3 separate regions of the Mus musculus genome follow, and regions 2 and 3 are each linked to region 1. The links are chromatin loops, found by intact Hi-C in ENCODE. Cell type or tissue: left cerebral cortex. All regions are shown on one strand. Links, peaks and the distances in the headings refer to the core of each region. The heading gives the core; the rest is flanking DNA. Region 1 holds the start of Gabrb1 (gamma-aminobutyric acid (GABA) A receptor, subunit beta 1). Region 2 overlaps Gabrb1 (gamma-aminobutyric acid (GABA) A receptor, subunit beta 1). Region 3 overlaps Cox7b2 (cytochrome c oxidase subunit 7B2).

Region 1 (11,319 bases), core at 3,320-11,319:
TTTTTAAGGCAAATTTTAAAGCTTTCTATGCCCATTCTTAATACATTTGCAAATCTAAGAGGGGCAACTCACCAAAACCTTTATCCAATGTGTATTCAGCATCAGTATGTTATTAAAAAAAACAAAAACAAATGACTGAAGAAAATGCAGTGTTTTTTTTAAATGTTTGCTCATTTTTCCAAAGAAAGAATGGATTCTCCGTTTTGATTTTATCCCATAAAAATAACTAGGTAAATCTTCAAGTAGCAACTCTTTGGCTGTATCGTTTCAGGGACCAGTACAAATGGGGAGATTGTTAGTTCTTATTTAAAGAAAATGAGAGAATTTCATCGGCAGCCAGATAGAAATGGCAAGAAATTGGAAATGTGCATTTGAGATGCACACTGAGGGAGAAGGAGGAAAATCCAAGAGGCTTAGTTGGCACGGGGCATTCAGCAGTCTGTATTACACTAGCTCAGGGGTCAGGGTCAATCAACCACACATGGATAAGTGGGTTATTCGTCATCACCAAACTCTCTCCCAGTTCTTCTCTACTGCACATTCCTGCCTCTACTGAAAATACAACTTCTCTTCAAAGCTCCATCAATTACCTCCACTTACTGTATCACCCTCAACTTTAAAACCTTTAGTGATGCTTCTCCCCTGGCTTAGCCCCTCCCCGCATCACATTTCAGTGTGTTATAATGTCTAAAGGAAGAATTTAGCTCTATTAAGGCATCTTCTTTAGACTTTAGGGCCACATGAAAAATAATAAATGTTCTTCCCCAGTATTTCTTTTGTATTATATACTGGTTACTTGGGATGTTTTTACACATTTATTGCTTATTTTTGTATAATTTCAAACCACATCCTCCTTACAGACATTCCATAAGTGAATGGGGAAATGAGTAACCTTGAAACCTGTATGTGAAACACAATAAATATCCACCAGATACCAAAAAATCCTGATTGTAATATTTTGTTTTTCAGATGATCCTACACACTAAACATTTTCTTAATTTTATTTGTATAAGAATGCATATAGCTATCTTCAGACACACAAGAAGAGGGCAATGGATCCCATAAAGAAGGTTTTAAGCTAGCGGAGCATGGTGGTGCACGCCTTTAACCCAGCACTCAGGAGGCATATGCAGGCGATTTTCTGAGTTCAAAGCCAGCCTGATATACAAAGTGAGTTCCAGGACAGCCAGGGCTATACAGAGAAACCCTATCTCAAAAAAAACCCAAACAAACAAACAAAAAACAAAAAATAAAAAGAAGAAGAAGAGGAGGAAGAAGAAGGAGGAGGAGGAGGAAGAGGAGAAGAAGAAGAGGAAGAAGAAGGAGAAGGAGAAGGAGAAGGAGAAGGAGAAGGAGAAGGAGAAGGAGAAGGAGAAGGAGAAGGAGAGGAGGAGGAGGAGGAGGAGGAGGAGGAGGAGGAGGAGGAGGAGGCGGAGGAGTTGTTGTTTGTGAGCTACCATGTCATTGCAGGGAACCAAACTCAGGTTCTCTGGAAGAGCAATCAATGAAGAGCCATCTTTCCAGCCCCTGCACACTAAACTTTATTCTATGAAACAAGATCAAAAGTAGATTCTGCTCGGCTTTTATAACGTTCTGAAGTTTTGCATTTCATCTTTTATTTTTATCTCTACCAGTCTTAAAATTTTGTACATATAACAAATTATTGTTTTATGAATAACAAATTACCTTATAGACTTTTATTGTATTTAACTTTTCCTCTGGCCTTATATGTGCTTCTACTACTATCTTTACAGAAGACCCAAGCAACAGGATATTACCATTTGTATAGGTTAAATATGTCTTGACATCCTAAAAACAGATGTTCCCAAATCTATCTATATTTCTTTCTTTCTTCCTTCCTTCCTTCCTTCCTTCCTTCCTTCCTTCCTTCCTTCCTTCCTTCCTTTCTTTCTCTCTTTCTTTCTTTCTTTCTTTCTTTTTGTTTTTGTTTTTTTTTTTTTTTGTTCCCTATTCTAAGGAGGAATGAAGTATCCACGCGTTGGTCTTCCTTCTTGATTTTCTTGTGTTTTGCAAATTGTATCTTGGGTATTCTAAGTTTTTGGGCTAATATGCACGTATCAGTGCAGGCATATCAAGTGAGTTCTTTTGTGATTGGCTTACCTCACTCAGAATGATATCCTCCACATATATCCATTTGCCTAAGAATTTCATAAATTCATTGTTTTTAATAGCTGAGTAGTACTCCATTGTGTAAATGTACCACATTTTCTGTATCCATTCCTCTGCTGAGGGGCATCTTGGTTCTTTCCAGCTTCTGGCTATTATAAATAAGCCTGCTATGAACATAGTGGAGCGTGTGTCCTGGCTTATTCTTACCTCCCACTATTGCATTTAAACTTTAGAACTAGATTCTGAATTTGTATTTAACTTCTCCTTAAGTCTAGATAAGATGTTACAATTTTCAATTCTTACATTCTCCTCTTTCTCTATTTTCTTTTTTTTATTCTTTTTTCTATTTCTTTTTTTCTTTCTTTCTTTTCCCCAGCTTTTAGGATTCATTTAGAACTTTTAAAGTTACTATAATAGAATAGCTTTTTTTTTAATTTTTCCTTGTTTTTGTCTGTCTAAAGAAATATTAAGAATATGTGTTAGAGGTGTTAGTGTTTTGTGAATATGTTTTTAATTACTTTTATTTCTACCTAGATGCTAATTTCTAAGGTTCTTCCATTTTCTTCTAAGAGTTTGGACAGAAGGAAATAGAATTGTGCTTGTCATTGGCCTTCAGGGTTTCAGAGACATATTTTTTTTAATTGGGTTGAGCTCTGAAGGGAGAAAAAGGTGTTGGGAAGAAACAAGCAACTTCACAAGACAAGGAAGTGTTGCCTTTTTCAGGCTGTGAGGGGAAAAAAAAACCTCCCCAAAGCATCTGGATCAATTATTAACTTATTTCTTTTTAGTTTTTAAGGTTTATTTATTTCGCAGTTCCAAGACAACTTACAAACTCTATATATTCAGTGCAACATATCTGTTTTTAAATTAGTAAAGTGTGAAGAGGGAAGATTAAATTTAGACTCCTAAAACATCAAGGAGAAATTCAATGTATCAAAATGCAGGTCATTAACATCTTGCATAATGATTAAAGCTAAGCTGTATATATGATTCTAACATGCCCAGTGATCAAAACAATGGGTTTTAAGATACTTATTGTTATTAAGATGCAAACTACTCAGGAAACCAGACAATTTCCAGAGTATGAAGGCCTGAGAAACTATCTTCTGAGAGACCCTCCTCATACATAGCTAAGACAAACTTGGTTGCATTTTCAGCAGTATTCCAATGATAAGTGGTGGCTATCATATGAAATGTTATAATAAACCATATTTTATACTATTGACACTAATAAAAATGAAAAAACCACTATCACATGATTTCTTAGATTGTCCTTTTGTCTAATCAGAAAGTATAATTTCAAAGCAAAACCCAGTAGGATTGATCTGGCAGAAGCATGCATAACACTAGGGTTAAAATATCCAAACTCACACCTTGACTCAATAGTGAAGTCAAGGCTCTTAAGCAGACCTTGCTAAAGTGGAGATGCTTTCTACCCACAAAGGATTTTAGGAATTTATAATCAACTAGAAAGTGCACATTCTAATGAATTGTGTACAAGTTAAATGAGCAGCCTCAGTGAGCACCCAACCAAATATCTCTTTTCTGCCTTGTGTGTGTTTATACCCTCCACAGGTGAGAAAAGAAACTGAACACTATTTTGTTTACTGCTACACCATCAGCATGAAGGCTGGCACCTCCTAAATGTTCAGTAAACATCTAAAAAAAATAAATGCACAGCTACGGATGTGGTAATCCTGTAAGTGGCTTGTGTGTGGCCGTGTGGCTTTTGCAGAGTTGTACAGAGCAGATTCCATGTTTCAGCAGGACCTTGAGATGTAAATGAATCTTTTCTTATACCCTCTAAAAGAAGATTCATATGTGTTTTAAGAACAAGTCGACATCGTCTCAAGCAAACTTAAGGAATCTGAGACTTAGCATTGAGGGTTAAGGGTTTTATGGTGCTCAAATATAATATAAAATTAATGTTACTATCTTTTTGAGAATGTTAAGTTCAGTACATGTTGAAATGACTGTACTTTTTTTAAGGAGGATTCATTCATATGTGCCTAGTTCGTGACTCCTGTAACCTCTGGTTGTCTCTGTTATACTTTAGGAAGGCTGTACCTGTTACTTCTCTCCAAACTAAACAGTATCTTCTTTTCTTTCCTTCTGCAATAACCTCCTTGTCTTCTTGTTTCTCCTATCTAATTCTTGCCTTTATGGTCTGTGCTATATAATGCAGAGAATAGCAGTATCCAAGGATTCTAGGTTGAAATGTACATGTCACTACTTATTAGCAGTGTGACATTAACTACTGAATTCAGTAGTCTAAAGCCCTCTCTTCATTATCTCTATTGTTGTGTTGTTGCAAGGTTTGAATGAGATGACCCGTGTTGTATGCACAAGAACAATGACATAGCAAGTGGGAAATGTCAATGATCCTTATAACTGTTCTACCAGATTTTTTTTCTCTAAAATTAACTCTTACTTAAATGTTCAGTGTCTCCTGAATCTAAATGATCTCCTCGACTTTCCTCCACATCCCATCATCCACCATCACTTTCTCCGCCCCCCCCCACAATGGATCTCTTTTGCATACAGTTATAGAAGTACTTTTTCCAGTCTGTAAGATTTAGTACATACTGTTCTCCCTCAAGAAGAATTCCCCTTCCTTGCCAGACAAAAGCTTTGTCTTCTGTTCTTTGTTTGCTTGTTTGTTTGTTTTTTCTTCTCCTCTAAGGTAATTTTTAGTGCTTCTTGGTTTGGTAATAATTCTTCAGTTTACACAGACAATATCAGGAAGAAGTGATTTCTTTTTGCTTATCTTTGTAAGGGGTTTGTGAAAAGTTTACTCTAAGTTTCAGAATACCTAGTATCAAATGAAGACTTGATATATGCTATTTAACAAAGGGCATGAATCCATCCCAGAATCTCCAACCACCTAACATGTTTTTTAGTGATATGTACTGAATTGCATTTCCTAACTTCCCTTTATTTGAAAGAAGATTGGCTTTTCCCGGGCTGCATAAGGCATATTAGACTGAGGATGTTCAGTGTTCAATTTAGGGATTAAGAACAGGAGCTAGCACACTGACAGTTATAAGCAAAAAGCTTGGGCGACTAAAACCTACAAGATTTACCAGCAAAGGTCCTGGAAAAAAAGATTGATTGCCAGGGTTGCTTCATTCTTCTTCTCTTCACTTCCCATTCCAAGTGGACTGATGGAGATGGGAGCTAAAGGAAAAGCATACATTTAAAAGTTAGTCAGTTCTCTCCTCCCCCCCCCCCCCCTCCAATTCCACAAGCAAGCAGCTGTCTTCATAACCTCCGAAGAGAGGACAAGACTCCCAAACCCTCCCTGTGTTTCCTCCTCCCCACCCCCAAACTCCTTTTCCGGGCCGGCCGGCCGGGCAGTCTCTGCCCACTCCCCTCCCCAGCACCCTCCCCATCTTTTCTACAGACAACCAGAGAACCATCTCCAGACTTCTTGTTCTAGGACCTCTATAACTGTCAACAAAAGATGCCAGACAGCCTTAGCCAGATCATTGAAAGCCCTGTTTTAAAAAAGAAAAAAAAAAGAAGGAAAAGAAAAGAAAGAAGGAAAAGAAAAGGAAAAAGAAAAAAATTCAAGCTTAGGACAGGAGGGAAAGGAACACAGCAAACCACAGCTCAGGAAAACTGGGCACACACACACACACACAGGCACGTTGGCTCCTTTGCATAGAGACAGCAGGTTGTATTCGACTACCCAGAGAACGCGGAGCACCTCAGACAGGAACTTTAAAGGGATTGAAATCTGTTGCCTGTTCCACTAGGAATATTGTTTGCAAGGCACAAGGTGTCTTTTGGTAGTGAGTACCCTCTGCGCATGCGCAGGTCCATTCGGGAATTACTGCCCAGCCGCCGACTAAGTTGCATTCCTTGAATCTTCGCAGAAAAGACAATTCTTTCATCAGAGTTAGGAATGTGGACAGTACAAAATCGAGAGAGTTTGGGGCTTCTCTCTTTTCCCGTGATGGTTGCTATGGTTTGTTGTGCACACAGGTGAGCTGCCTGCTTCAATCTCTCTCTCTTTTTTTTTCCTTGGTGATTTTCTTCTTCTTCTTTTATTTTTTATTTTCCCGTGCCTGCTGGATCATGTATCTTGTTATTTGGGGGTAGGTGTGCCTGGATCTTTTTTTATGTCTGTTTTCAGTTTGTGATCTTTCTGAATACGGTCCCTACTTCTTCCCTTCAGCTCCAATGAACCCAGCAACATGTCATACGTGAAAGAGACAGTGGACCGACTGCTCAAAGGATATGACATTCGCTTGCGGCCGGACTTTGGAGGTAATGCTTCTTCATTTTTTTTTTCAACCTGTTACCCATCCCTAGTTCACCTTTTCTGTCAGATATAATGCCTCCTTCCCCATTTTACCGTTCCTGTAAACGTGCAATACTACGCCCTGCGCGCACACACACACACACACACACACACACACACACACACACACACACACACCACGCACTATCCCCAATCTCAGGTGGACGTATCCTCAGGCTGAGCTGTCCCTCTCTTCAAGCCGACACACCCTCTGCACTGTCACTGCATCACGCGTGTGCCCACACCTGTTTTCTCCCGCTGTCCCCTACAACAGGAAAGGGGTAGGGAGGGAGCCTGCTTAGTCTGTAATAAGATCTGGGAAGCCCCCAATGTCCCCTCAGCTCCCTGCCACTCAAAGACTGTCTTTGCTGTGGTCCACCTCCCTGGCAGGGCCCCCGGTGGACGTCGGGATGCGGATCGATGTCGCCAGCATAGACATGGTCTCGGAAGTGAATATGGTGAGTGGCCTCCCCAAGGGCTCGGCGGCCGGCCGAGCTTACGCAGATGAGAAATGAACCAGTTCCCCGTCCTCTGCTTTTCATTGGTGGTCACCTCGGCCCTGGTCCCCAGGGTCCCCACTCCGCGCGTACGCCCCACTCCAGTACACACACTGTCGGTCGCCCCACAGTTTGTATTTTCGACACACACACAGGCTACCGCAGTGCTCCGAAGGAGACGTACTCCGCACTATTTTGGGAAGGAAGGGGGACTGTTGCGCCGGTGGATTGGCTGGGGCGGAGTCTGAGCCTTACTTTAGCCGGGTCTCCCCGACTGTCGGGCTGTGCAGGGCACCATCTGCCGGCGGCCAAGTGGTGTACAGTGGGTTCCCCCGGACCAGGGGTTCGCAGCCAGCTGTGGCCAGACAAGAGCCCCAAAATCTCCACAGCTGAGCAGCCTGAAAGCCCCAACCCACCCATCTCAGCCACCAGGCTGGCTGGGCTCGCGAGTGTCCCCTCCCTACCACAGAATCCAGCGCAGTGTGTGGCAAGAGCAACAGGCTGAGATGAACAGTTCAGGATTGCTAACAGCAGAAGTGCCCAAGCTTGCTTCTAGGCATTCTGGACCCATGCAAGGGTTCATGTGTTTGTCTTCCTGCAGCTTGAAAGTTTTAAGTTGGAGGAGAATCGGCGAGTCATATGACTTGGCTTTCGTCTAGAAATCTGGGCAGAAAAAATAGAGATCTGATGATTAATAGGACTGAGGTGGGGGAGGGCTGGTTTATTTTAGTCATTAATTTTAAGGGATCTACACTTTACCATCCTTCTCTCCCTTCTTCCCTTCCTCCTTCCCTCCCTTCCTCCCTCCCTCCCTCTTTTCCTCCCCCCCCCCCCCCCCCCCCCGTCTTCATAGCACTTCTTTTCTCTGGGGCTGTGGTAAAAGGGATTCAAGTCAGAGCAGCCTCTTGTGTTGTTGGTTGTTTCCATTCACCCTGAGAAGCCCTTTTCTAATTGTGAGAGTTCCCAGGGAAGGAATTGCCTGTTGCTTTTCTAGAACCCACCACCCAGGGAACAGCAAGATCAACAGGAACAAAAGGTCATTTTTATCCACTCCCAAAAGGGAACTAATTCCAGCACCAGAGATTTAGATACGCTGAGTAACTTAGACTGGGATCCTTTCGGATATTCTCTCTGTAACACTTATTGTTCTTCCTCCCATTCCTAGTGGGGCATTTTTATTGTAATATGCTAAGGTTTAAGAATTTTCCTTTTTCATCTTTTAGATTAGGCCAGGAAGCAATACATACATTTATAGATCATTCAACGGGTGGTATATGGATAAAATGTGTGGTTGGGGTTGGCAGAGTTGAAACTCGCTGTCTTAAATGGTTTGGCTAAAATGCTATTTTATAATGTCTTGGATTGTTTCAGATAATATTTTCAAGTGTTTTTCTACTACTACACTGAAAAAGAAATCCATTTTTAAAATTTGATTTAGAAAGTAGATTTTTTTTTTAATAAACAAAGACGTTTAAGAGACTGATACTGTTTACATGCATGCTATTACCACAAAGCAACTATTCACAAACATTCAGAAGAGCACGGTTAGATCCACATACAGAACAACTGTGGCCCATGACTGCAAATGCAACCAGATACATTGCACAATGTACTCGCTTAACAATCAGTGCCAGTGCAGATACATAATGATAACATTTCCCTGTTCAGTCATTTATAGGGCATTGTGTAAATATCTCCATAGATCATTTATAATATAGAAGATTCAGAGATCCCAGAAGGTAAATTGTGCCTCTGTACATGGTCTATGTCACTGTGTTAGGGTAAATTAGATTTCCAGAACTGAAAGGCCCTGAGGTAGACTCCCAACTCCAAATTCAGACATGCATGCATGCACATGTGTGTGTGCAGCACACACAGAGACCTTTACACACAATCTATATACATACTTTTAGCATTCTTTTAACTATATTATAAAGTACATTGTGTTATATACTGATTATATAAACTACACAACAAGAAGCTCTGCCTTGTCACTGAAGTGGATTCATAGACAAGCTGAGAAAGGATGCATGTAAATGTGGTGGCATAGAACAACTTCTCCTAATGACTGAGCAATAGTCTGTTTGCTCACTACTCCATGACAGGTGTGCTTGTTTTTCAATAGTCACTCATAAATGAGCCTTTGATAATGCCCTTTACCTAAATACTCATTGTGTTTCACTGTGACATCAGCAACAGAGGCAGATAGTGACAACTGAAAGCTGGAAAGTTAGAACCCTTGCTCTGGGTATTCTTTTCCTTTTAATGACAGCTACTGACAAGACTCGGGCTTAACTTAGTGGCTCATCTATGACAAAGTGTGGAAATAAATACACCGGAAATAACCCAGGAAAATGAAAGTTCCGAAAGTATTTGTTTTAAGAGTTGAGAGAATGTATGCACACAGCGGGGATAGTTAGTGCTGCCCTAACCACTTACTAAGAAGAGAATTAGCTGCAACATGCTTGGGGCACTATAAGTAGAACTGAAGGTCTGTGGGAAATAGGATGTTTAGCTTGTTATTAAGCATGCTTCTGTACCTTGATGGACACTAATTTGCATGATATTATATGACAGAAAATTTTCTACAGATTGAAAACAAAATAAGAATTAACAATAAAATAACACAACTAGTAGTCAATGAAATGTAAGTTAAATCCATTACTACAACATTGCTAATTAATGTTCACATTTTTGGTCATTATTGTTATAACCCATTCTATGGCTGAGAACATGGCATATAATTATGCATTAAAGGGTTAGAGAACTAGGGCTCTGTTAATTTTGGTCCTATTTGCACTAGTCTAAGTAAGATATGTTTCAAAATCTGTTTATTGCCCATTTGAAGGCTAATATCATACCAGGACTACTTTTAAACAAACATTAGATTTAAGGATATAAAGTGTACCAAAATTAAGGGAAGAAAAAGAAACTATTCTGGCAAAGACTATCTGCCAGAAATCCTAAGATGTGTTACTGTGATTACATTATAGTGCACCATTGATATGTTTTTATGCATAAGTTACCAATTAATTTAAGTTAAATATGAGAAAAATATGTCATTTGTCCTGAGCAGTGAATTAAAACCTTTAGAGAATAATTCTAATGTAGGAAGATATATATATATATATATATATATATATATATATATATATATATATATATGCATTATATATAATTGAAAGCAAGATTTCTTTTAAGGTTTTAATTAACATTTCAAAAAGAAAAGTCTTTTTTCTCACTATAGACTTTGTGGTGATATAAAGTAACCATATAGTGCTACTGTTTTCTTAACTTTTATATACAAAAAATGCCAGTTTTCTATTTATTTGTACATTAAACCCTTCACATCTTTTTAGTTTTAGAATTTTTATGAAGTGCTACACACACACACACACACACACACACACGTACAAACATATCTGAGGCAGGTAGAATGAAAGGAGGGAAGGGTTCCTAGCAATTACTCATAAAATAACTACCCTGTGCTCAGTAGAAGAGCCAGTACTGGACAAAAATTTTCTCCTTTGAGTAGTATCTTGGTTAGCTGTGACACTGAATGCAAACAACCAAAGAGCTAAGCTTTCCCATTCTGATTTCTACAACAGACTGTCCCTTCTCATGCAAAAACCAGGTGCTATCATCAAGAAGCAATTCCAAATACAATTTCTTCCTTTGAGCTAAAGACAGGATGGCCTAAGTGTACACATGTGGAAGGCTATAGTGAAGATCTCTGACTCAGGCTCAGGCACAGAACAAGCCATGCTTGCAGGAGGTGGCCTCATCCCTGTGTTCACATTTCTGAAGGTGCATAGGTGAATGATCTTGCACGAATCACAAACAGCATCCACAATGATGGGGACGAAAGAGACAGGATTTTATAAATGATGCATAAAACAAATTAAACTGAACAGATATCCATTTATATTCCATGGTGTTGCTACTTTAATATTAGAATCCATAGGTGCTTGGTACATTCTCCCGTTGGCTCAAGAAAAGAACCACCTATCAGAATTTCTCCCTGCAGGAATCCTTCTTCCTCTGTGCCTTAGCTTCTTAATCTTAAAGGCACACCTCGATCACCCTGAGGCTCGCCAAATGCAAATTCTGAATCTGAGGTTCGGGATTGGAACCAGAGTGTTGATATTTCCTAGTTCTCCATCAAGGTGCCAACTGCTGCTGTTCAGGTAGCACTTTGAATATCGAAGTTAAAGAATATTATTCTATTGTCTGTAAAAGTGAACTCCCCCCCTTTTTCCCCTCTTAATTTTCTCTAAGAAGTTACTTTCTAATTAGTCTAATAGGTGGCTGTGCTCAAAGGGAAGATTAGTTCGTAATTAAAGATAAACAAGAGGATGTGGTTCAGTGGAACCTGATGTCTTCCTG
Region 2 (8,000 bases), core at 1-8,000, 280 kb after region 1:
TGTATATATGGGTGATCATGCCAACAATATTCATGTGCAGGTTACTGGAAAACTTGTGGAAGTTGATTCTCTCTTTTATTCCATGGGTACTGAGATTCAGCTATGGTCATCAAACTTTGCAACAAATGCTTTAACTTGCTGTGCTGTTTCCCCAAACCCCATGAATATACTTTCCATCCACCTAACCTAGATGGAAAGTAGCCCATCTCTCCTTGCCTTTGAGTTCTCTTCTTCCCTGGGTTTTTATTTAAGAGCAAGAAATGTAAATTCTTGCCTCAGGTCTAAAATCTGCTTTTTGTCAGTTTTCTGGCCAATGAAATTTACTTAACAATACCAAGGAAGCCCCAGGTTTTATTTTTCAATCTGTGATGTAAAGATTAAGACTAATATGTAAGTATCAAATTAGTGTTCTTTGGCTTTGAATGTTCTATTTTAAATATTGGTGTTTGGGTTGCTGAAAATTAAGTGAGTTTTGGCTTGGAGATAGACAGAACTTCAATTTTTGAATGGCCCTGAACAAGCTTCAGCCGTTTTTGTGCTTATTTACATGATATCATATTCTCACCATTATATCACAGCTATAAAAAATACTGGTAAACGTTGAATGATATCAAAAGTGTTCTGTATCCTACAATATTCAATCTCCAGCCAAGATTTAATCCCTTCTGCAAAACAAAGCTAGCCCATCTCATTAATAAATAGTAAAAATTATATAAAAGGCAAAAAGAACAATACCATCTTAGAGGGATTTGCATATAGGTTGTTGTGTATATAAAAAATATTTAACAAAGTTGCTGGCATGTTGTTAAGAAATCAATTAATGTTAGAATCACAATTAGTAATTAAATTACCTTAGTAAAATGGCCATCTACAGACATTGAGCCCATTATCATCACCCTCCCTCTGGGATCATGTAATTATTAGAGACAATTTGCTGAGTTCTGTTAAGGAGTACAAAGTCATCTGTGTATAGATGGAGGTTATTTTCTGCAGCTGCCTATGCAGTATTAAATATGGCAGGTGCTCCATCCAACTGCCTCCTGCTGCCTAAGTGGTATTTCCTCTCCGTGTGCACTATCCTCACCACTGTAAATATCGCATCACCCCCAGTTCAACTTCAACATATGGAGAAGATTATTGCCTACACAACTGTTTTAAAATTGAGGACCAAGAGGGGCCTTAAGTGCACAGGCAGACACCAGCTCTGCAGAACACTTCAAGGGCAATAAATAGCTGTTTTGGACAACAGAATACTCTCACTTCTTGGAAAAATTAGAGAATTCGTGGACTCCATTCATCCATACTCACTTTCAAAGCTATGGTGTCTCAAGCACCATGTCACTGACAGCTATACCCATGGCAGGGAATTTGAGAACCCTTTTCTTTGGTCACAGCTGACATGCAAATGGCCATTTTTTTTCATCTAAAGGAAAATTCTATTAGCCATGGAAGAACGTTATTCCCCTAAATTGTTTGTTTTCAACTAGTTTCTGTCCAAATAAAGACAAGAGAGCCCTAGGCCTGCCAAGATGGACAGTACAAGATAAGAGAAATATCTCTATATATTTGAATCAACTATTATGAGACAGTCACCAAGAAGTAAATAGTTCAAAATGGTCTGTGTCTTTGTAACTTACCCCACCTCAGTTGACCTGCAAACGTGGGGCTTAAGTAGCCACTGCATTTCAGGGGCAGATAAAAGGTCAAAGGTTAAATTGAAATAGGTAATTTCTAGCAGTGTCTAAGACCATGAGTACTGGAATTTAAAAAAAAATCGTGCTTCCTATGTTGCCATCTCTAAATCACCATCACATATGCTTGAGACACTCAGCTTATACAGAGAAAAGGTTACAGACTGGGTAGGTGACTTTTTGGGACATAGCTCTTGCTCTGCCAACATGAGACCCTGAGTTCAAACCCAAAATACCCACATCAAAAGCCAGGCATAGGTGCTCATACCACTAATTCAAATTTTACATACATGAAGCAGCGTGGAGAAATGTGTATTCTAAGGGCATAATAATGAACTAACCTAGCTCAAAGAATGAGCTCAGCTCCCAATCTAGTCTAGTCTGCCTTGGGGGAAATAGAATGGAGAGTTATAGAAGATAACACCCAGGGTGTTACCTGGCTTACCCATGTTCCCGTTGTGCACACACTCATACACTTAGATACGAGTATCAGAGGGTTATAGGGAGGAAGAGGAGGAGAAGAAGAGGAAAAATGGTAGAAACAGGAAGAGAAGAAAAAAGAAGAGAGAAGGGGAAAGGAGAAGAGTGGAGAGGAAGGGAGAAAAAAGAGAGGAGAGGAGAGGAGAGGAGAGGAGAGGGGAGAGGAGGGGAGGGGAGGGGAGGGGAGAGGAGGGGAGGGGAGAGGAGAGGAAAAGAGAGAGATTTGTTTTCACTTACAGTATTAAGGGTTCCAGTACATGGCTGGATGACCCAGTACTTTGTACCTATAGCAATGTAGTCCATCACTAAAAGAACACATGAATGAGAACTGCTCATATCATGACCAGTGAGCAAAGGGAAATAAGCAAGTCCCCAGGTCCCACAATATCTTTCATATTCACATTTGTAATGACCCAAAGACATCCCACTAGACCCCACCTCTTAATGAGGCTATGCACCCCATCCCAACAACATTACCCTGATGACCAAGCCTTGAACACCTGGGCCTCTGGGGGAAGTTCAGAAGTCAAATCGTGGTCGTTCCTACTCTCGCTTGGATTACTTTAAAGCTAACTGGCCTAGGGAAAAGTTTCCCATTTATTTAAGGAAGAGCTTCCTAGATTAACAATGCAGATGATGATGACAGTTATAACTACGCATAAGTTCTTCTGGGAAGTAAATAATAATAAAGTCTTGGCATGTGAAAGCCAAGAGTAGATGTTAGCTTCTGCTACTCTTAAGGGAGAGGAGTGCCAGGAGATTTCCCTCAGGAAAACGCTGATGAACCTGTTCTGCCGTGCCAAGCCTGTGTTACTAGGTTACCAAGATGGGGAAGCAGCCAGAAGCTAGTCTGATGGCAGCTGCTCCTTTTTGTTGTACAAAATTCCCATTTGCAGGCCTCCCAGAAGCTGTTCTAGAATGAGGCTCATAAAAGATTCATGCATATTCGGCAGTTAGCTCCCTGATAACACTTCTCAGGGGATTGATTAAGGAATTTAATTTAAACCAACAGAACCAGTAGTATGTCTGCTGATCCCACGTGTAACCGTGCAAGGGAACATAAATATACATGCACAGGCTTTAGATAGGCTGTGATTCTTACAATTATCTAGTTCAAAGGAAAGCAACATGATTACCATATGCATGAAGCTGAGAAAGTGAGACTTCTGCTCTTTGTCAGCACTAGGAGGAGCAAAGGTGGTTTTGAAATATGAATGTCTCGGTATTTTCATTTGATGCACTCCAATGCTTGTGTTGAGAAGACAATCAGCAAAATATAAGAAATGTAACTAAATAGAGTATTTTTTTTTCTTCTCAAGTTGTTGTGCTCAGGCAAACCTTAACCAAAAGTAAATGCTAGCTAGCCTAGTCCCTGTGACAGCAGACACAAAGAAATGATTTAATCCCAATAAAGGCTTTCTTATTATAGACTGCCATTACACACTTGAAATAAGAATTATATGTTCTGCTAATTGAATGTCAAACAGCTTTTTCAATAATACCTATCATAGAAATTCAGTATACAAAACAAATAAAAGTAGAATTCTCTGGAAAAGTACAGGCTAGATGCCTATAATTCCAAATTTGTAGGTCCCCAGAAATAGCTTCTGAAATGACCCTCCATCATCCTAGGACCAAGAGGCTATTGATTGCAAACAATGTGTATGATGCATTCTTCTTGATTGTGTATTTTTGCATTATTTTATTTGACCCTTTAAAAATGATGCCAATCCTCCCTTCATCTTGTAGATCAAGAAACTAAGATTCAGAAGATAAATATTTTCCAAGATTACTCATATTATGATTAGTATTAAATCCAAAATTCAAACCCATAAATCAGGATTTTGAACTTTGGCATTATTGCTGTGTACAGCAGAATAATCTCTGCCATGTGAGGACATGCTTAACTGTTCCCTTGCAGCTAGACATCTACCTCATTCATGACTACCAACAGAGTCTCCAGATACAATCTTGTGTCCTGTAGTAGACAGGGAAAATAATATGGTCCTAGTCTGAAACCATCATTCTTTTTTTTATAATAGAAAATAAATTCTTCTGTCATACAATACATCCTGACCACGGTTTCCCTCCCTTGATGAGCTACTCTCCCTCAAAAACAAAAACAAAAACAGGCCTCCAAGAGACAACAGTCAAAAAAAAACAAAAAACAAAAACAAAAACAAAAAAAAACCCTCACATTGAAGCTGAACAAGGCAACCCAATGGTAGGAAAAGAATCCCAAGAGTGGGTAAGTGAGTCAAAGACACACCTGTTTCCACAGTTACAAAAACATCAAGCTAACAACCATAACATATATGCAGAGGACCTAATGTAGACCCCAGCAGGCACCATGATCGCTGCTTTACTCTCTGTGAGCCCATATGTACCCTGCTTAGCTGATTCAGTGGCCCATGTTCTCCTGGTGTCTGCCATCCCCTCTGACATATACAATCTTCCCTTTCCCTCTTCTCTAGAGTTCCTGCATCTCTGAGGGGAGGGGCCTAATGGAGACCTTCAATTTACACTGTCCATGTAAAGTCTCTGTATCTGCTCCCACCTGCTGCTGGGGAAAACCTCTCTGATGACTACTGGGCAAAGCACCTATGAGGATAGCAGAATATCATTGGGAATTATTTCATTGGTTTTTAATTTTTTTTAGACCATCTGTGTTGTTCCTACCCTAGGGCTATTAGCTGTCTAGTCTTTGGTTCCTGCTCATCCAAGCAGGGTTGAGCATGGGATCTCTCTCATGGAGTTGGCCTTTAGTTGAATTAGACATAGAATAGCCACTCCCACATCTTCTGGCCTACCATTGCCCAGAACACTTTGCAGGCAGGACAGAATGGTCAAAGGTTTCTGTGACTGCTTTGGTGTCAGACACTCCATTCTACCACAAGGTCACTTGCTCAACTATGTTCATTACAGCTTTATTTATAATGACCAGAAACTGGAAATCACCTAGATGTCCCCCTACTGAAGAATGAATTTTATGTTTTTTTTTTTTTCCATTTTTTATTAGGTATTTAGCTCATTTACATTTCCAATGCTATACCAAAAGTCCCCCTTACCCACCCACCCCCACTCCCCTACCCACCCACTCCCCCCCTTTGGCCCTGGCGTTCCCCTGTACCGGGGCACACAAAGTCTGCGTGTCCAATGGGCCTCTCTTTCCAGTGATGGCCGACTAGGCCATCTTTTGATACATATGCAGCTAGAGTCAAGAGCTCAGGGGTACTGGTTAGTTCATAATGTTGTTCCACCTATAGGGTTGAAGATCCCTTTAGCTCCTTGGGTACTTTCTCTAGCTCCTCCATTGGGAGCCCTGTGATCCATCCATTAGCTGACTGTGAGCATCCACTTCTGTGTTTGCTAGGCCCCGGCATAGTCTCACAAGAGACAGCTACATCTGGGTCCTTTCGATAAAATCTTGCTAGTATATGCAATGGTGTCAGCGTTTGGATGCTGATTATGGGGTGGATCCCTGGATATGGCAGTCTCTACATGGTCCATCCTTTCATCTCAGCTCCAAACTTTGTTTCTGTAACTCCTTCCATGGGTGTTTTGTTCCCACTTCTAAGGAGGGGCATAGTGTCCACACTTCAGTCTTCATTTTTCTTGAGTTTCATGTGTTTAGGAAATTGTATCTTATATCGTGGGTATCCTAGGTTTTGGGCTAGTATCCACTTATCAGTGAGTACATATTGTGTGAGTTCCTTTGTGATTGTGTTACCTCACTCAGGATGATGCTCTCCAGGTCCATCCATTTGGCTAGGAATTTCATAAATTCATTCTTTTTAATAGCTGAGTAGTACTCCATTGTGTAGATGTACCACATTTTCTGTATCCATTCCTCTGTTGAGGGGCATCTGGGTTCTTTCCAGTTTCTGGCTATTATAAATAAGGCTGCTATGAACATAGTGGAGCATGTGTCCTTCTTACCAGTTGGGGCTTCTTCTGGATATATGCCCAGGAGAGGTATTGCTGGATCTTCCGGTAGTACTATGTCCAATTTTCTGAGGAACCGCCAGACTGATTTCCAGAGTGGTTGTACAAGCCTGCAATCCCACCAACAATGGAGGAGTGTTCCTCTTTCTCCACATCCTCGCCAGCATCTGCTGTCCCCTGAATTTTTGATCTTAGCCATTCTCACTGGTGTGAGGTGGAATCTCAGGGTTGTTTTGATTTGCATTTCCCTGATGATTAAGGATGTTGAACATTTTTTCAGGTGCTTCTCTGCCATTCGGTATTCCTCAGGTGAGAATTCTTTGTTCAGTTCTGAGCCCCATTTTTTAAGGGGGTTATTTGATTTTCTGAGGTCCACCTTCTTGAGTTCTTTATATATGTTGGATATTAGTCCCCTATCTGATTTAGGATAGGTAAAGATCCTTTCCCAGTCTGTTGGTGGTCTTTTTGTCTTATAGACAGTGTCTTTTGCCTTGCAGAAACTTTGGAGTTTCATTAGGTCCCATTTGTCAATTCTCGATCTTACAGCACAAGCCATTGCTGTTCTGTTCAGGAATTTTTCCCCTGTGCCCATATCTTCAAGGCTTTTCCCCACTTTCTCCTCTATAAGTTTCAGTGTCTCTGGTTTTATGTGAAGTTCCTTGATCCACTTAGATTTGACCTTAGTACAAGGAGATAAGTATGGATCGATTCGCATTCTTCTACATGATAACAACCAGTTGTGCCAGCACCAATTGTTGAAAATGCTGTCTTTCTTCCACTGGATGGTTTTGGCTCCCTTGTCGAAGATCAAGTGACCATAGGTGTGTGGGTTCATTTCTGGGTCTTCAATTCTATTCCATTGGTCCACTTGTCTGTCTCTATACCAGTACCATGCAGTTTTTATCACAATTGCTCTGTAGTAAAGCTTTAGGTCAGGCATGGTGATTCCACCAGAGGTTCTTTTATCCTTGAGAAGAGTTTTTGCTATCCTCGGTTTTTTGTTATTCCAGATGAATTTGCAAATTGCTCCTTCTAATTCGTTGAAGAATTGAGTTGGAATTTTAATGGGGATTGCATTGAATCTGTAGATTGCTTTTGGCAAGATAGCCATTTTTACAATGTTGGTCCTGCCAAGCCATGAGCATGGGAGATCTTTCCATCTTCTGAGATCTTCTTTAATTTCTTTCTTCAGGGACTTGAAGTTTTTATCATACAGATCTTTCACTTCCTTCGTTAGAGTCACGCCGAGATATTTTATATTATTTGTGGCTATTGAGAAGGGTGTTGTTTCCCTAATTTCTTTCTCAGCCTGTTTATTCTTTGTGTAGAGAAAGGCCATTGACTTGTTTGAGTTAATTTTATATCCAGCTACTTCACCGAAGCTGTTTATCAGGTTTAGGAGTTCTCTGTTGGAATTTTTAGGGTCACTTATATATACTATCATATCATCTGCAAAAAGTGATATTTTGACTTCCTCTTTTCCAATTTGTATCCCCTTGATCTCCTTTTGTTGTCGAATTGCTCTGGCTAATACTTCAAGTACTATGTTGAAAAGGTAGGGAGAAAGTGGGCAGCCTTGTCTAGTCCCTGATTTTAGTGGGATTGCTTCCAGCTTCTCTCCATTTACTTTGATGTTGGCTACTGGTTTGCTGTAGATTGCTTTTATCATGTTTAGGTATTGGCCTTGAATTCCTGATCTTTCCAGAACTTTTATCATGAATGGGTGTTGGATCTTGTCAAATGCTTTTTCTGCATCTAACGAGATGATCATGTGGTTTTTGTCTTTGAGTTTGTTTATATAATGGATTACATTGATGGATTTTCGTATATTAAACCATCCCTGCATCCCTGGAATAAAACCTACTTGGTCAGGATGGATGATTG
Region 3 (11,319 bases), core at 1,522-9,521, 190 kb before region 1:
ACAAGGTTTATTCCCCACCCAAAGTTGTGCCTTAATAATTAATATCAGTATGCATAATTGCACAATGGATGGCATGTTAACATGAGATAAAGAACTTTAGAAATCACATATTCTCATATTCTGCTTTCAAACTGATCCTATATCTGAGCAGGGATCGACACCAGAAAAATGTGTGACTGCACATCTGTGGAAAATTATACACCATATACCTGCTGGCCAAGCTAGCAGGAAAAGAAAGATCATCACTATCTTATAGCACAAGGAGATTCTAAAAGCCACGTAAATTCCACAGAACCATGATTATATGACCACACCAGGGGGCGCTCTTAACACTGAAATGATGGATGACATTTTATTCTACTTAGTGGTCTCGGCTGGCTGAAAAGAAAGGGTTTTTTTGTTTGTTTGTTTTTGTCATTTGGCTTTTTGGTTGTTATTTTTTAACCTTTGTATAACTATTTTTAAGTGCTCCTCTCTTGTACGTGCTCACTGACAGCACACAGATTTTCTTCTGCAGCCTACTGTTAGCACTAGGAAGCTAGTCTATCAAGGAAAGTTTTTTCTCCACTAGGAAATGTTTATTTTGGAAACATTGTGTCAACTTAACTCACATCAACCTCTTATTCTCCCTGTAGTTAGACTGATTACCATTAACATAAAGACATAACATGTTTTGATGAGCACAGACGTTTAAAATATATTACTAATGTAAATTAAAAAAAAAAAAAAACTCCCTATCAGAGGGACCTTTTAATTCCTTCCAGCCCCCCCCCTTAAAAAGGAAGTATGATTTGATGTGTGTGAGTGTGTGACAGAGACAGAGGGTGTGTGTGCATGTGTTTTGTGTGGGTTTGTGTTAATATGAAGAAAGCACTGTACAACTAACTGTGCTTCACCCTCAAAGGTTCTGTAAGCAATAACAGAAAGCTCTTGGATGAAAGTTGTGTGCTAGGACTGAGCCACACCAAAACAAGGTTTGTCCAGTACACATCTTGGGGTTCACAATGTGATCAAATATCCGAACAAATATCCGACAACACATTTGCGCTTAACACTTTCTGGTTTACTTGTATTCTTTGTAATAGTCTTACTTTTTGTTAGAGTGTTACAATTTTTTGGTTGTTGTTTTGGTTTGGTAGATACAGTCTCATAATGTAAAGGCTTGCCTCAATTTTGCTTTGTGGCCAACGATGGCATTGAAGTCCTGACCTTCCTAACTCTCAAGTACTGGAAGGAAACATGAGTACTAGAAATAAAATTTAAGAAACGTGTTAAAAAAAAAAAAGTTCTGTAAGCAGGTCTAGCAGACTTGAATTCACACCTGGAATTTACACAGTAGCCTAGACGGACCTTGAATTTATGATTGTCCTACCTCAGTCTTACCAAGTGGTAGCTACAACCACTGCCATGTGGCAGATACACTATTCTAAATGTTATTCAAAACAGGACATTGCAATGGAATCCTAATCTAGAGCGCTCTAACCCACTTCTCTAATGTTCTCATTACCTGCAAAGTCAGTCGAGAACAGACAAGAACAGACGCTCTCCTCAGAAGTTCTGACTCAGCTGCCTAAAAGCACAGAAGAAAAATCAATGTGAGTTTTCAGAGAAACAGAAAATGACAACAGGGAAATAGGCTATGCTACCCACAAAGGGTCACAATAGTACTCCATTAAAAGCAATGTTTGCACACAAAGGGCACCCAAGAAACATAAATTTTATGAAATGACTCAAACATGAAATGTAAGCAAAGTACGGGGCAAGACGTCATGTCATGCCTGTCTGCCTATGGTTCTAGGGACAGGGGCTTGTAAAGTGTTTCTCAGCCCCAGCTGAGATCACTGTTTTATCTGTAAGGAACCTCCTGAGTGATACCACCTGTAGTCAGGCAGGCATTAAACATTACTGCCACTGGGCGGTGGTGGCACATACCTTTAATCCCAGCACTTGGGCGGCAGAGGCAGAGAGGCAGAGGAGAGGCAGAGAGGCAGAGGAGAGGCAGAGAGGCAGAGGAGAGGCAGAGAGGCAGAGAGGCAGAGAGGCAGAGAGGCAGAGAGGCAGAGGGATTTCTGAGTTCAAGGCCAGCCTGGTCTACAGAGTGAGTTCCAGGACAGCCAGGGCTACACAGAGAAACCCTGTCTCGAAAACAAACAAACAAAAAGATTTACTGCCAAGATCCACCTCATATAGTGATGAAATTTAGGAAACTTGGAGGTGTCTCTTTTACATTTGTGCCCTAAAATCAATTTATGAGTAAACTAATACCTCTATGCTATGGAAATCAAATATTTTCATTTTATAGAAGTAGCAAAGATTTGAAGTGAAATAACATGAAGGAAATGCATACATCTACTTAATAGTTTCAACTGAAGTCCACCTGAGTGACAGCAAGCTCTCTTCCACAAAGCAGATGTTAACATGGTGTGGGGAAATGTGAACAGGCAAAAAAATAAGAGGACACGGAACAAACAGGAAAGGCACTGGCCTCAGAGTAGAAGACTCGATAGGAAAGATATGTTGAATGAGGAATCTGAAAACTGCCATTACCTACTTTATATCCTTCTTGGGGTTTGTCCTGAGACTTTCAGCAAAGTGCCATACAGCCAAAGCAACACAGAACAGAATATAATCTGACAGGAAAAGCTGTGAGTTCCTGCAAAAAGCTAAATCAAAGCAGTGGCACTAGTGTTCTCGGTGGTCCATCCTAGAAACACATCTGGAGATAGTTGATGTAAAGGAAGAGGTTAGTCCCCGTTAGGACTGGAATGGAGAGTAAAAGGCATACTAGCAACTGAAGGTCACATTTCAGTTGATGACAGAGACACAGCCAAGATATTAACAAAACTGAAAACTTGATGCCATTACACTTCCGCCAGCACTTAGGATTCTTGGATGAAAGCAAAGGGCTAAGGACTCAGAGATAGGAAAGAGCAACTGCATTTCCCTACTCACTCACCTGCTCAGATACCCAGTAGTTTTCAAGAAACGCCTGTGTTCCAGACACAGTTTGAGGACTAGGAAAAAAACAAAAGTGCTTGCATTCATGCAATCCACATTCTTGCAAGGAATGGGGATCCTAAACAAGAACTCATACGATACAGTGTTGTACTAAGACAGCTAAGCGTCATGATGATAAAGAGGTGAGCATTGTTAGGGCAATTGGGAACAAACAACAACAGCAAGAACAGGGCAGTAAGAACCCGTTTATATGTCCCTCCCCACAGAGAGAGAGTGGACTCGGGAACAGGCATATGAAGAAAAGAGGTCTCCAGTAGCAAGAAATGGCCAGTAGAAGGCCCTACACTTGGAAGGGTGCCTCCTCACTCACTCAAAGGACAACAATTGGAACTCAATAAAAAGAAATTAAGAAAAAAAAAGAACTAAGCACGTAATTTTTGCAGACAATAAAATAGGAAGAACTTTGATGAAGAGGAAATAGTTCAGAAAAATAAGGGACAAAATTTTCTCATTTGTAGATATGACTTGTAAAAGAACACAGAGTATGGGATGATACACATGTCTTTAATCTGAACAAGGGCAGCTGGAATTAGTGGTACAAAAAAAATCAGGTGATTAGAGAAACTGATTTGCTGCAGTGAGTTTGTGAAATATAAGTTGTTTAGCAGGCATAATTTTAAACACGTGAGATCCATGAGTGAGAGGCAAGAGAGAAGGATAAAGCAGAGACCTATCCACAGACTGTGTAGGCTTCAGAGTGGCCCACTCTCTTCAACCTCTGGTGTTCACACCCCACTATGACTCCCATCTCCTGGAGTGAAGGCAAACCTTCTAACTTGTTTATAACCCATAAAATGAGAGTAGTGACATAATTCACCAAATTACCATTATAATTACACTATTTCCTTATTACTATAGCCTTAAACAATTTCTCCAAAGTAAATACACATCAGGGAACCAGAATAAATAAGAACTAAGGACAGCTTCTAGCTGCCCATTTGCAAAGTCACCAGATTCCAAAGAACAAGCTCCTCCCATGGCCCTAAGGAAATAAATTCTTCCAACAATCCAAGCAAGTGTGGAAATAAATCTCAGCTCTCCAGGTAACATCCCAGTTGCAGATGACAGCCTGAGTGTGGTCATAAGCGAGGATTCAGCTGAGTTACGACTAGACTTCTGCTCCATAAAAACTGAGATTATAAAATGGGTGTTATTTTAAAATGCCAAGTTTATGGTAATTTGTTATGTACCAGTAGAAAGTAACATTAAACCCTAGGCGGCTGCAAAATTTAGAGGCCAGGGAGATATGTAAAGCAAAGAAAATGCGAAACAAGAAAAGGCAATGAAGTCAGAAAGAAATCAAGGGTTTTTATTTTTATTTATTTATTTTTTTCAAGAAAGAGATTGCTAGCTTTCTCCAAGAGGCAAAGGAAAATGGCAGGCTGGGACTGGAAGCTTCCAGGTACTGAGCAATCAGGGGTGCTGTAAGAAAGAAGGTCTGACCACGTCCTTCTGTCTTTAAGGTTCTTCTTCCCACTTCCTAAGACAAATGGTAAAAGGAGTTGATGTTCCACAGGGACTAGTACACGCCAGGAAGTATTTGCTTTCTTTCCGTTGTAGGTTCTCCCGCACTAATAATCCTAGTTCTTCAACTGAAAGCTTCTCGGCTGAATCTTACCAACGATGATGTATCTTGCCAAAGTTGTGGGAAGTAATGGGGCTTTGTAATCTAGTCAGTTGTTAACTGCTAAAGTAAATGACATTCAGTCTTACTCAAAGCCTTAGAAGACCCAATTAGTGCCAAAGTTGTGATACTTCATGTTTATAAGTCTTTGAAAGTTGGTATTTCAAAACTGGCTAAAAACACAGAATCACTGTTGGCTCATTTTAATTACTAAGTAGCTACCATAACCTATTTTTAAACTTTTTATTGTACAACATGCTTAGGTTGCCTTTTAATTTATTTTTTTCATAAAACAAAAAAAGAGATCAATACAAGTTCCTCTAATAAGGAAGTATTATATTCAAAGTCCTGAGCTGGCTAGGTCTTGTTCAGTGAAAGCAGCTCCCTGCTGCTTTTTGTAACATTGAAAATCTGTGTACAAACTTACACTATTTATAAAGTACCATGACACAAACAAAGACTGCTATGCCCTAAAGTGATTAGTATTCAGCCTTTATCTAGATTTATCTATGCTTGGATCCTATTTTCCTAGAGTGCTTTAAAAACAATTTTTTCTTCCACTCATTTAATGAAGATTTAGTGAGCAAGGCCTTCTCAGTTACATAAAGGCACAAGTTAGATAAAAAACAGAGAGGTATTTAAGTCACTGTTTTAAAAGTACATCTCAAGTATAAACCTTTCTCCTACTTCTTCATTATGTGTATAATTATGAGTATTCATATTTGATAAACATAATTTTAAAAAGCATTTTCATGTAGCAGTAATACAAATCTGTCCTTTGCAACAGGAGTTCTACCGTAGGTCTCTAGTGCTTGAGGCCTAAGGAGTCAATCAGTTCCTCCCGATTTGCTTTGTTGCCCGTTCATTACCTCAATTAATTTTAATGGCATTTTTAGCTCTTAAATTTGAAACACATCCTGACATGGGAGGAAAAGCTGCAAAGAATATTCATTCATTAATTTCTTCTAACATTAACATGTTATATAAAGTGCAAGATCTTAATAGTAATCTAATATTATTAAATGAAATAGTTTTGATTTGATATTTACCCATTTCTCTATAAATGGTCTCCCATCCTAAGATCCTTTCCAGGACCCATGTTTTATTTATCTGCTACTGAAAGACCCCCGAAGGGAGACCCTCAATCAAGTCTCAGGGATCGCGAGCCCAGAAAGCCACAACAGTCAAGCTTGCTGCAAACACACAAGGTTTTAATGGCACACAAACCAGCATGCTGAGGTCGAGACCCATACACCACGTAGGGGTAGAGGAGTCCGACTACTACCCTATTTTCCAGCAGGCTTATAAAGGCAAAAACCACAACCTAGGGGGAGGATTGGAGAGGAAATAGGGGAAGTCTAGGGGCGGATATTTACTTCAAGGCACCTGGGACATTGAAACATTTTGTGGTTGTTTTTCCCAAAAGTTCAGGGGAATTAGGCCATCTGGCCGGGGGCCGGGGCCCGGGGCCGGGGCCCATGTTCTCAGGGCAGTCAGTATTTTTTTTTTTTAATTTTTCACTACTTCTCCTTAGGATCCTCTGATCTCCAAGTCTCTGGGTCTTCACTTTGCTTTCATTTTTGGTTTGTTTCTTGAGACAGGGTCTCCTCATGCAGCCCAGGCTGGTCTCCAGTTCATCACCCTCCCTTCTTGGCTTCCTGAATTCTGGAGTTATAGGCATGTCTACCATGCCTTGCCAGAGGTCATATTTTGTACAAGTACTGACTAGTTATTCTGTAGAACATATGCAGTAATTTTAACTAGAGCTATTTTAAATTACAATAAAGTAATACCTTTTAGTGAGACTATCACAAAAGAAACTGTTGTAAACTTCTCAGAAAATTACACCAAGAGGTTAATGATATAGTAATATGCATGGCTTCCAATGATATATGTCTTTATTGTTTGAGTAAGCTGGTATCAGAATTTTCCAAAATTGATGTAATTAATAGGTATACTGCGAAGATGACTTAGTTCATCCATGTTCTGTTCTTATTGTTTCCCACTAGTCATAAAACACAGGGGAGATTGCCTGCCACATGTTAAAGTGGTATTATCACAATTCCCTATATTTTTCTAATTTATTAAATGAACTACCTTTTCTCTCTTTTTAAATAAATTATTAATAGCAGGGATGACTCACAGTTACTTTATTTTAATCTCTGTGCTAGCATCAAATTTATTGTTTGTTTTATTCCTGGATTAGTTCCAACTTTGGTCATTAAATGATTTTCCGGTTGTCTCCTATGCTATTATGACAATTGTCTTTTCAATCCTGTATTTTCTTACTTCTTACACTACAAGATACTGAAGAAAACATCCATACTTTTGTTATACTAACTTGGGAACTGGCCATTTGTCTGAAGATTATTTTTTATTCTGACTGATTAATAATCATTATCCCTGAGATAGTCAAGACCACAGCTACAATATACATGTACACATATGCACATACGCATATATACTTCATTTTCATAATTTGTTATTGAACTTATGAATTTACTCAGTAAAATTTATTTGTAACCCCTAAATCAATTCTTTAGGCATTTTTCAGTTATTCAATATACTGTAGAGCAATGCCATGATCCAAGAGCAGAGCATAGAGCAATGCCATGATCCAAGAGCAGAGCATAGAGCAATGCCATGATCCAAGACCAGAGCATAGAGCAATGCCATGATCCAAGACCAGAGCAGTGAAAACCCTCAGTCATCAAACCCAGTGCAAAGTAATCTCTCTGTCTTCCTTATGCATTCTCACACTTTGGGTGGTCTATACATTGGCGAACTTGTATGTATTTTTGTGCTTTTAGTTAATGATATTACGGTCTACATTGCCTTTAAATATTTATTGAAATTCATTTAATGTTCCTAAATACAGAGCGCTGATGATTGCTTCAAGGAAAAAAGCTGTAAGATGTATTCAGGAATGTTCCGTATTATTGTCTGTGACTTCGATGTTTTTTGTTGTTGTTGTTTTGTTTTGTTTAAAAAAAAAAAGCATGTGTTTGTGTGTATTTAAAAAGAAACACACACATAAAGCAAGGCTAGTGATAGTTGGCACAAACATTTTCCTGATGCCTCAAGATGATGAACACTGTTTATTAGTGATTGTTTCTTCCTTTGAAAAATCTATTTAGTTAATCTCCACAGACCATTCTTAATGATCTTTAATACATAGTTTGCTACAGGTAATATTTCTGTCAGAAAAATAGCTAGGAAAGCTGTTCTTCCATTTTGTTGTTACCTTTGAACTACAAAGCTTTTGAAGTTTGGTATAGTCCTGTAAATTGCAAGCCATATTTCCTGAGTACCTGGAATCGTCCTCATAAAGTCATTACTTATGCCCAGATCTCAAACTTATGCTTTACTGAGAGAAGCCAGATACAGAATCCATGTCAACTGAAGGATGGGGATGCTGAAGGCAGAGTGGGTCTGTATTCATACCAATAGCATGATGTCTTTATAAACATGGCACTGTAGTATACCTGAAAATCGGGAATGCAGACACCTCCATTAATTTTTATTTATTATTACTGTTTTGCCTATCGTTTGTGAGTGTGTGTGTTAAGTAAAATACAAGATATTTTTCAATATCTTTGAGGAAATGAGTATAACTAGGATAGGAATCCTACTGAGTATGCAGATCGTATTTGGTAAAATGGCTATTTTTCACAGTAGCTATTTTTATCATTTGTTGAGCATGGAAGATCTTCCATATTCTGTTACCTTCAATTCTTTTAATATGTTTATTATTTCTTTATGTCAAGACTACTGATTTTTGGTTTGGTGGCAGGGTGGGGGGTTTCATTGTAGCCTCCCCCAGCCTTGAGCAGGCTCACACAGACCTATTCTGCCACTGTGAATGAGACCACCTAGGGTGGAGTCTTCTGTCTATTGTTCTGTCACCTGCTCTGCTCTTCTCCAAGATGCTACCCACTGAGAGGCAGAACTTGTCTTCCTGAGATATTCCTGAGATGCTAACAGCTCTAGCAGACTAAGTGCTAACAACTTGGCAGCAAAGCATCAAGAAGCCTGGCATTCCCACTTTATAAGTACAGACTCTTAGTAAACATTGGGCCTTGATCAGAAATCTGTCTTAGTCTCCTTTCTTCTCTTGCCATTTCCTCCCTTACTGTTCCTGCCTTCACCTCAGGAACCCAATACGTGTGGCCACAGGTGGCTACAGTTCATTACTATTCACTAGAACACACGGTGCTGCAAGGTACTATACACACTTCTAGAGGAGCAAAACAAGCCTCAATATCACTCAGCTCTGGAACCTGCAAGTTCCACCACCAAGTGGCCTCGGGAGATAGTCCCACTGGTACAGTTTTATGGATGTCACGGGAGTAACAAACCATTTTCTGATTAGATCTAAGCTGCATCGCATAAGATGGGTCAGACACAAAGGAACCAAAATCTATGACGAGATGGGTCATAGGCCCTAGAGTGCATGGCAGGGGGCATCTCTGCAACAACCTCAGCCAGCATAGTAATGATCCACAGAAGATAAAAAGGAAGTTAGTTCAAAACAGCTAAGTAGCCAATGTTGGTTCAAACTTAGGAAATCTTACTGAGTTACTTATTTTAGGTACATTTAAGAACAGCACAATTGTGTCCAATTTTCTGAGGAACCTCCAGACTGACTTCCAGAGTAGCTGTACAAGCTTGTAATCCCACCAGCAATGGAGGAGTGTTCCTCTTTCTCAACATCCTTGCCAGCATCTGCTGTCACCTGAATTTTTGATCTTAGCCATCCTGACTGGTGTGGCTGTCACCTGAATTTTTGATCTTAGCCATCCTGACTGGTGTGAGGTGGAATCTCAAGGTTGTTTTGATATGCATTTCCCTGATGATTAAGGATGTTGAACACTTTTTTTTTTCAGGTGCTTCTCAGCCATTCGGTATTCCTCTGTTGAGAATTCTTTGTTTAGCTCTGAACCCCATTTTTAATGGGATTATTTGAATTTCTGGAGTCCAGCTTCTTGAGCTCTTTGTATATATTGGATATTAGTTCCCTATCAGATTTAGGACTGGTAAAAATCCTTTCCCAATCTGTTGGTTGCCTTTTAGTCTTATTGACGATGTCTTTTGCCTTACAGAAGCTTTGAATATCTAATGACTTCTTTTGTGATTGGGTTACCGCACTAAGGATGATATCCTTCAGATATACCCATTTGTCCAAGAATTTCATAAATCCATTGTTTTTAATAGCTGAGTAGTACTCCACTGTGTAATGTACCACATTTTCTGTATCCATTCTTCTGTTGAGGGACATCTGGGTTCTTTCCAGCTTCTGGCTATTATAAATAAGGCTGCTATGAACATAGTGGAGCATGTGTTCTTATTACCAGTTGGAACTTCTTCTGGGTATATGCCCAGGAGAGATATTGCTGCATCTTCACCGATAAGTGGATATTAGCCCAGAAACATAGAACACCCAAGATACAATTTGCAAAACAAAAGAAAATCAAGAAGAGGGAAGACCAATGGGTGTATACTTCATTCCTCCATAGAATAGGGAACAAAATACCCAGAAAGGAGTTACAGAAACAAAGTTTGGAGCTAAGACGAAAGGATGGATGATCCAGAGACTACACCACCCGGGGATCCATCCCAAAATCAACCACCAAACCCAGATACTATTGCATATGCCAGAAAGATTTTGCTGAAGGGACCCTGTTATAGCTGTCTCATATGAGGCTATGCCAGTGCCTGGCAAATATAGAAGTGGATGCTCAGTTATCTATAAGAAGGAACACAGGGTCACCAATGGAGAAGCTAGAGAAAGCACCCAAGGAGCTGAAGGGGTCTGCAACCCTATAGGTGGAACAACAATATAAACTAACCAGTACCCCCAGAGCTCGTATCTCTAGCTGCATATGTAGCAGAAGATGGCCTAGTTGGCCATCACTGGGAAGAGAGGCCCCTTGGTATTGCAAACTTTATATGCTCCAGTACAAGGGAATGCCAGGGCCAAGAAGCGGGAGTGGGTTTGTAGGGGAGCAAGGTGGGGGTAGGGTATAGGGAATTTTCGGGATAGCATTTGAAATGTATATAAAAAATATCTAATAAAATTTTTTTAAAAAACAGCCAGAAAAAAAACAACAAAACAAACAAACAAACAACAGCACAATTTGGTGAAAACCTTCCAGGTGATAATTAACTCAATTCTATGTCCAAAACAAAGCACCAAAGAAGCTTAATAAGTAAGATGCAACAACATCAAAAGTCTTTGTAAAATGTGTGGAACAACTTCCATAAAGATGAGCTCTATATATTGACTGAGAAAAATCAAACTCAGAATAAGGGTCTAGGAGGATCTATTGTTGTCTTGGCCACATAGATATCTCAGATTACCATGTCTATTCCTACTGTTCTGCACAGGTAACAGGTTATACATCCCTCCTTTTGAACAGACAACTGTGTTTAACATTTAGGTTCCCCAGTGCTTATCTTTTAACACAAGGACTTCTGTACCTCCTACACAAGAAAAGAATCCAATACTATTATTTTCCTAAATGGAAAAATAACTTAAATGATTATATTAAATGAGTTAAGGATATACCCATTGGTTAGAGATTCTTTCAGCACTCAACAGCAAAGCTCTCTCTTCTCAGTAGATGGCAATTAACAAAGGCTTTAATGCACAAGCAGAAAATAAAAAGAAACTATGG

What was found. A loop is a pair of places that touch in the nucleus more often than their neighbours do. Peaks named below come from ENCODE experiments on the same cell type or tissue, not always from the same donor. Only the 100,000 strongest peaks of a DNase experiment are listed, where the experiment ranks them.
Region 2: a loop joins it to region 1, with 2.5 times the contacts of the local background. A loop is called at or near these places in 2 of 42 quality-filtered maps.
Region 3: it touches region 1 in a loop (4-fold over the local background); 9 of 42 quality-filtered maps call a loop at or near these places.

Annotation. Positions count from the first base shown.
Region 1 is chr5:71,693,979-71,705,297 of GRCm38, forward strand. It overlaps Gabrb1 (gamma-aminobutyric acid (GABA) A receptor, subunit beta 1), which reads left to right and starts at 5,954. Exons shown (of 9, transcript NM_008069.5): 1 at 5,954-6,117; 2 at 6,311-6,402; 3 at 6,827-6,894. The coding sequence starts at 6,038. It overlaps Gm38562 (a long non-coding RNA gene), which reads right to left and starts at 7,730. Exons shown (of 4, transcript XR_868471.1): 1 at 7,693-7,730; 2 at 7,398-7,596; 3 at 5,214-5,307. In left cerebral cortex, for the core only: a CTCF peak has its summit at 7,225 (motif pointing left); DNase peaks (open chromatin) are centred at 5,944, 6,387, 6,780, 7,112 and 1 more place; H3K4me3 peaks cover 2,673 bases; H3K27ac peaks cover 2,261 bases.
Region 2 is chr5:71,973,684-71,981,683 of GRCm38, forward strand. The region is part of intron 4 of Gabrb1 (gamma-aminobutyric acid (GABA) A receptor, subunit beta 1); the gene reads left to right. Among named protein-coding and RNA genes, the nearest start is that of Commd8, 190 kb to the right of the region's middle. In left cerebral cortex, for the core only: a CTCF peak has its summit at 3,355; a DNase peak (open chromatin) is centred at 3,101; H3K27ac peaks cover 2,105 bases.
Region 3 is chr5:71,501,944-71,513,262 of GRCm38, forward strand. Cox7b2 (cytochrome c oxidase subunit 7B2) reads right to left here. Exons shown (of 3, transcript NM_030052.3): 2 at 1,508-1,570. Among named protein-coding and RNA genes, the nearest start is that of Cox7b2, 41 kb to the right of the region's middle. In left cerebral cortex, for the core only: no CTCF peak of the experiment used is centred there; no DNase peak of the experiment used is centred there.